Linked DNA regions of Homo sapiens: region 2 is linked to region 1. A link is an interaction called in ENCODE POLR2A ChIA-PET data of the cell type or tissue named here. Cell type or tissue: IMR-90. All regions are shown on one strand. Links, peaks and the distances in the headings refer to the core of each region. The heading gives the core; the rest is flanking DNA. Region 1 overlaps STX18 (syntaxin 18). Region 2 overlaps LOC124900165.

What was found. Peaks named below come from ENCODE experiments on the same cell type or tissue, not always from the same donor. Only the 100,000 strongest peaks of a DNase experiment are listed, where the experiment ranks them.
Region 2: POLR2A ChIA-PET joins it to region 1 with 6 read pairs; 2 of 35 experiments call an interaction of 5 or more read pairs at or near these places.

Annotation. Positions count from the first base shown.
Region 1 is chr4:4,519,660-4,522,582 of GRCh38, forward strand. All of the region lies in intron 1 of STX18 (syntaxin 18), which reads right to left. Among named protein-coding and RNA genes, the nearest start is that of STX18, 21 kb to the right of the region's middle. RefSeq lists an enhancer at 1,481-2,664. In IMR-90, for the core only: no CTCF peak of the experiment used is centred there; no DNase peak of the experiment used is centred there.
Region 2 is chr4:4,658,896-4,661,818 of GRCh38, forward strand. The region is part of intron 5 of LOC124900165; the gene reads left to right. All of the region lies in intron 4 of STX18-AS1 (STX18 antisense RNA 1 (head to head)), which reads left to right. Among named protein-coding and RNA genes, the nearest start is that of SNORD162, 4.0 kb to the right of the region's middle. RefSeq lists an enhancer at 1,195-1,339 and a cis regulatory region at 1,262-1,272. In IMR-90, for the core only: no CTCF peak of the experiment used is centred there; DNase peaks (open chromatin) are centred at 1,296 and 1,686; H3K27ac peaks cover 1,105 bases.

The DNA of each region.
Region 1 (2,923 bases), core at 298-2,797:
TTTTAAAAGGACGACTAGTTCAAATGGTGTAGTTGTTAAATCATCATCTACTCTGGAAAACTTTCTACTTTCTGTTTCCCCATGGTAGAATTATTGAACAAGAAAATTGAAATACTAAAACCATGCTTTTCTAACTTAAAGGTGGATGAAACTGCAATACCACACTGATACAGAAAAATAAAGCCTGCCTAATACAATTCCCTGTAGCTGATCGCAGCAGTTTATTGCTAAGTCAGGCATGATACTGAAATTAGGATTGGTGAGCCAAGCCAAAATATCTATAAAAGAATATCATTTATCTTATGATGCAGTAATAACAGTAAAACAAAACAGCATTTTCTACTTAAACCTGTTCATAATTACAAATTCCAGTTACAACAAATGATTTAAAATATTTGCAACATTCCTTCACAGTAAAACATTGGAAGAGAATTGAAGTGAAATAAACATGAAGCCCAGAAACAAGCTAACTAGTACAAACCTTAACAGATACATTTTATTGCTTTTCAGACTCTTACATTAAAATGGTTGCTCATAACGAATTATGCTGAAATTAAATAGTATTTTTGCATATAGCTCAAAGATCCCAACTCTTTCCCAATAGGGTGCTGTTAAGGAGTATCTCAAATTCCAGGAGAATATGGCAGTGATTCGATTAAATCTGTTAAGACACTGTACACAGAAATTTGGTCTCCTTCCTTCCACACACACAAAATATAATAAGTGCAATTCTAAAACAGTGAGCTAGAGAACAAAAGTTGAAGACATGAAATGTGAACTCATCAAATCCTTTCACATAAAAATGCACTTTAAATATTTTTGCTTCTATATCAGACTTAAAGGAATAAGATACCTAAAAAGCTATACTATTAGATGTAAAGAACAAATAGCCACTTTTAAATAATGTGCTATTAAAAATGAATTCATTATTCTTGAAGTTAAAGTTTTGTATTATAAAATACATCGTTGTACTTGTTCAGACAGTCTAGCTGGCCTTTGTTTGTGTTTACTGAAAATGCCTTCCATATACTTAAGGCCCCAAACCAAAGCTTCCCAAATGGAATCTGCAGAGAAAAAAAAACACTGATTCCAAAAAGAAGACTGTGCAAACAATACATAGTTCCAAGATAAATAAATGTACTCAAAGCAACAAAACTTCCTCCAGGTTAATCAAAGACTCCTGCCTAGTGAAATATATCTTTCAGAAAACATAAGATGTCCACATGTTTAAGACTTACAATCAAAATGATCTTTAGTATCTAAAAAAATTCATCATCCCAAAAACAACATTGTACAATTTATCTAGTCTTCCAAAAAGACTTGAACAATCTTTGAAGATGAAAAACATTTTCACCACATCCTACAAAATCCCACCTGACTTCATTTACCAAAGACTACTCACCCATCTAACCCACCCCTCCAACCCACTCTACAGCTCTCACTAGACTCTGTTATTTGTCCAATAAAATGCAAAAGTCTGGCAAAATCCTCATAGGCAAAAAGAAAAAGTTACTGAATCTCTTTTGACTCCAAGGCCTGGTTTCCTTTAGGTCCCCTCACTGACATTTCTTTGGCCCCACAGCATGGGGTACAGGCCGATCTGCATGGCTGGCTATACAGACGTATTATGAAGCCTTTACAATTGACCACACAAACACAATACCACAATGTAGGTCAGCTTATGCACTCAAATGCCAAAGTGAAGCTTATAGGGAAGTAAACTACAGACATAAATCTGCAAGGGTAGAATTCCACCCAATGATCCTAAAATTATTTCAAGGAATCAATCTCCAAGTATGCATCATGAAATCAGAAGAGCCCAGTTAAGCTTTTAGAGCGGGGGAGGATAAAGAAGAAAGAAAGAAAATGAAAGACTTAAGAAGAGGCAGCAAAGGTTTCACCAATCATTATATCATTGAGAGGGCTCAAACTACAGATGAAGTTAGAATACAGATGATTGTAGAAAGGGTATTTAAAATTATTAACTGATCAAATATTTGTAGTTGTCATTAAAAAAAAAATACAACTTAGCAATTCAGTTCAGAAAGAAGAATATCCCCAGGAACATACACATCTGTTTAATATTACAAGCCAACTGTCAACATCCTAAGTGAAGTTTTAATTTAATATTTTTTCTTTCTTGATGTTTTACCTTTAATCAATGCCTCATGAGAGTATCAACTTTCTATAAGAAACTGTTAAATATAAAGAAATGTTATTGTAGCATGTTTATAAAATCATAGTTCGAGAACTTTTTATTTTTCCAAAGCCTGACCACAACTTAATTATCTGCAGGACATTCCAGGCTCACAATTGCAAGCTCCAGTTCCCAAGCAATTTTAAACAATATCTACTGTACAGGACAGAGGGTACACAAAAGACCGCAACATGGTTATATTTCCAAAAGTCAGCATTAGGCCCTTTAGACATGGTTTTTATTTTCATTAAACAATATTTGTTTCCTCACTAATCATTAAATGGTTTTCATCACTATTGCCTGCTTTCCTTTCACATGTCAGTTGTTAGCATCAGTGTTTGTGTTCATAATAAATATAAAAGTAATCCACCCCATCATTTAAAAATGAACACACACGACGTCTGGTTCAATGAGTGTTAAGAGACTTAGCAATATACTCACACCCTGAATACTGATCTATTTTAATCTAGACACTTAAAAAAACGTAATGGAGTAATAGACTATACAGCCCTCTCCTTTAAATCAGATTTAAGCTTCGTGCCTGCTTATGTTATTGTGGGCACACAGATCTAATCAGTGGTTCAAGACATTTACTTGGGAAAATGAAAGAAGAAGACAGTAAGTTCATATCCCTGACCATAATGGGGAGGAGTTGAGAATATTGCCAATTCCTTTAGATGCATGAGAAAACTAGCCTGATTAAAAGTAACACACTAGAAACTGACC
Region 2 (2,923 bases), core at 205-2,704, 140 kb after region 1:
CAGCGATATTTCCCATTACACACGCTCTTCTGCAAGGTGCCCTTGCCACTCCCTCATCGAGAGGTAGGGGCTGGGCTGAGAGCGGTGGCTCATGCCTGTAATCCCAGCACTTTGGGAGGCTGAGGCAGGTGGATCACCTGAGGTCAGGAGATGGAAACCAGCCTGGCCAACATGGTGAAAACCTGTATATACTAAAAATACAAAAATTAGCTGGGTGTGATGGTAGGCACTTGTAATCTCAGTTACTTGGGAGGCTGAGGCAGGAGAATCGCTTGAGCCCAGGAGGCAGAAGTTACAATGAGCAGAGATCATGCCACTGCACTTCAGCCTGGGCAACATAGTGAAACTCTGTCTCAAAAAAAAAAAAAAAGGTAGGGGTTGTTTCTCCACTGTCTTGAACTTGGGAAGATCCTATGACTACATAGAACACAACGGAATTGCCTGTGCACAGCTCCAGGTGTGGCCCATAACTGGCTAGGAGCTTCCACCTCCTCCCTCCGCTCTGCAAGAAGTCAGATAACTCAGAGGCTGCCATGTTAGGAGAAACTCTGGAGGAGGAAAAGGCACCTGGAGAGATGGGGGAGCTCAGGGGTTCTGAGGCTCCAGACATGAGGTGAGGCCATCCTGGAGGTGGGTCCTTCAGCCCCAGCCACCTTAACTGGGCCCATGTAGAGCAGAGACAGCCACCCAGCTGGCTCTTCCCGATTGCCTGACCCACAAAACCATCAGCAAAATACAGAAGTTGTCCTAGGCTCCTAAGTTAAGAGGTGTTTGGTTGGACAGGGATAGGTAACTAGAACCTCCATAGTGGCCGAAAGATAACTGGCAGCAGTAGATCACTGGAACCTCCACTTGGCCATGCCTGACCTAAAAGGAGGTTAAGAAAACAAATGTTTAGTTTTTCCAGCCCCAAGATACATGGAGGTAAAGGAGAGGCTCCTCCCACCAGGCGCCCCTGGTTCTCTTTACTTTTGTGATTGAACCAAATAAAAACATCCACCACGCATTGGGCCCTATGTGTCAGGCACACGCAGCTTCTTTCACAAGGCAGGCGGTATTTATGGCTCCCATTTTGCATATGGTAATTACCCAGATTGTCCAGCTAGGAAGAGTTTGAGCCTGGCTTTGGACCCATGAAGGTCAACGCCTTACCCACCTGCTTTGTGGCTATAGCTATAGTGGAGAGTGAGTAGGTTAACAGCTTGGAGAACAGCGTTTTTGGTAGAAGGAACAGCCAGCCAGAGCAAGGATACACAGAATGATGACACAGCGAGGCTGGGGAGGGAACAGGGGTTGTGCAGGATGTGAGTCAGAGACCAGGCTGTTTTGCGGCCTCAAAATCTTGGACTTGAACCTGGAGGCAGCAGGGAGCCACTTCAGGGTCCGTTTCTTTAATTAAAATATTTGAATCAACAATAGAGTCGCATGGCTCACAAACCAACAAATATACAAGGGAAATGGAAAAGTTTCCTTTTGACGTCCCCACTCCCATTTTCATTAGTCTCCCAGGTTAGTTTTCTGTGTCGCCTTTCAGAGTTTAAGTGAAACAATGGTCAGTGAAGATTCTTATTTTTCCTGTTAACACAAAATATTATGGTGTCATTCTGCACCTGGCTTTTTTTGCTTAGTGATGAAAAATTTACCCTTTAAAGTGTATATAATTCAGTGGTTTTTCAGTATGTTTACAGAGTTGTGTAACTGTGACCACTATCTCATTCTAAAATACTCTCATCACCCCAGAAAGAATCCTGACTTTCTATTTCCTTTGTTTTTTTTTTTTTTTTTTGAGATAGAGTCTCGCTCTGTTGCCCAGGCTGGAGTGCAGTGGCACAATCTTGGCTCACTGCAACCTCTGCCTCCTGGGTTCAAGGGATTCTCCTGACTCAGCCTCCCCAGTAGCCGGGATTATAGGCACCCACCACTACTCCCAACTAATTTTTGTATTTTTTTTTTTTTGAGAGAGTCTTGCTCTGTTGCCCAGGCTAGAGTAGAGTGGCACGATCTCGGCTCACTGCAACCTCCACCGCCGAAGTTCAAGCAATTCTCTGCCTCAGCCTCCCAGGTAGCTGGGATTACAGGCACCTGCCACCATGCCTGGCTAATTTTTGTATTTTTAGTAGAGACCATGTTTCACCATCTTGGCCAGGCTGGTCTTGAGCTCCTGAACTCATGATCCATGAGGATCATGGCCTCCCAAAGTGCTGGGATTACAGGCATGAACCATCGCACCCAGCCCAATTTTTGTATTTTTAGTAGAGACAGGGTTGCACCATGTTGGCTAGACTGGTCTAGAACTCCTGATCTCAAGTGATCTTCTGCCCCAGCCTCCCAAAGTGCTGGGATTACAGGTATGAGTCATCATGCCCAGCTCTTTCTATTTCCTATATTGCCCTGGCAACCATGAATCTCTTTTCTAATAGTTTATCTTGCAGATCTTTGCATATCAGAGCACAGAACACTTTTTTTTTTTTTTTTTTTTTTTTTTTTTTTTTTTTTTTTGGAGAGAGGGTCTTGCTCTCTCACCCAGACTGGAGTGCGATGGCACAATCACAGCTCCCTGCACTCTCCTTGACCTTCCTGGCTCAAGCGATCCTCCTGCTTCAGCTTTCCAAGAAGCTGAAACTACAGGTCCATGCCACCATGCCTGGCTAAGTTTTAAATTTTTGGTAGAGACAGGGATCTCCTTATATTGCTCAGGCTGGTCTTGAACTCCTAGGCTTAAGGGATTCTCCCACCTTGGCCTCCCAAAGTGCTGGAATTACAGGAGTGAGACACTACACCTACCTAGTCTTTCCTTTTTTTATTTGAGTAATAGGTAGGGTCTCAATGCACAGGTATATTGTGATTTATTCACAATCCCATAAGCATAGCTATTGGGTTATTTCTAGTTGTTCTCTGTTATACACAGCCCTGCACTGAATAG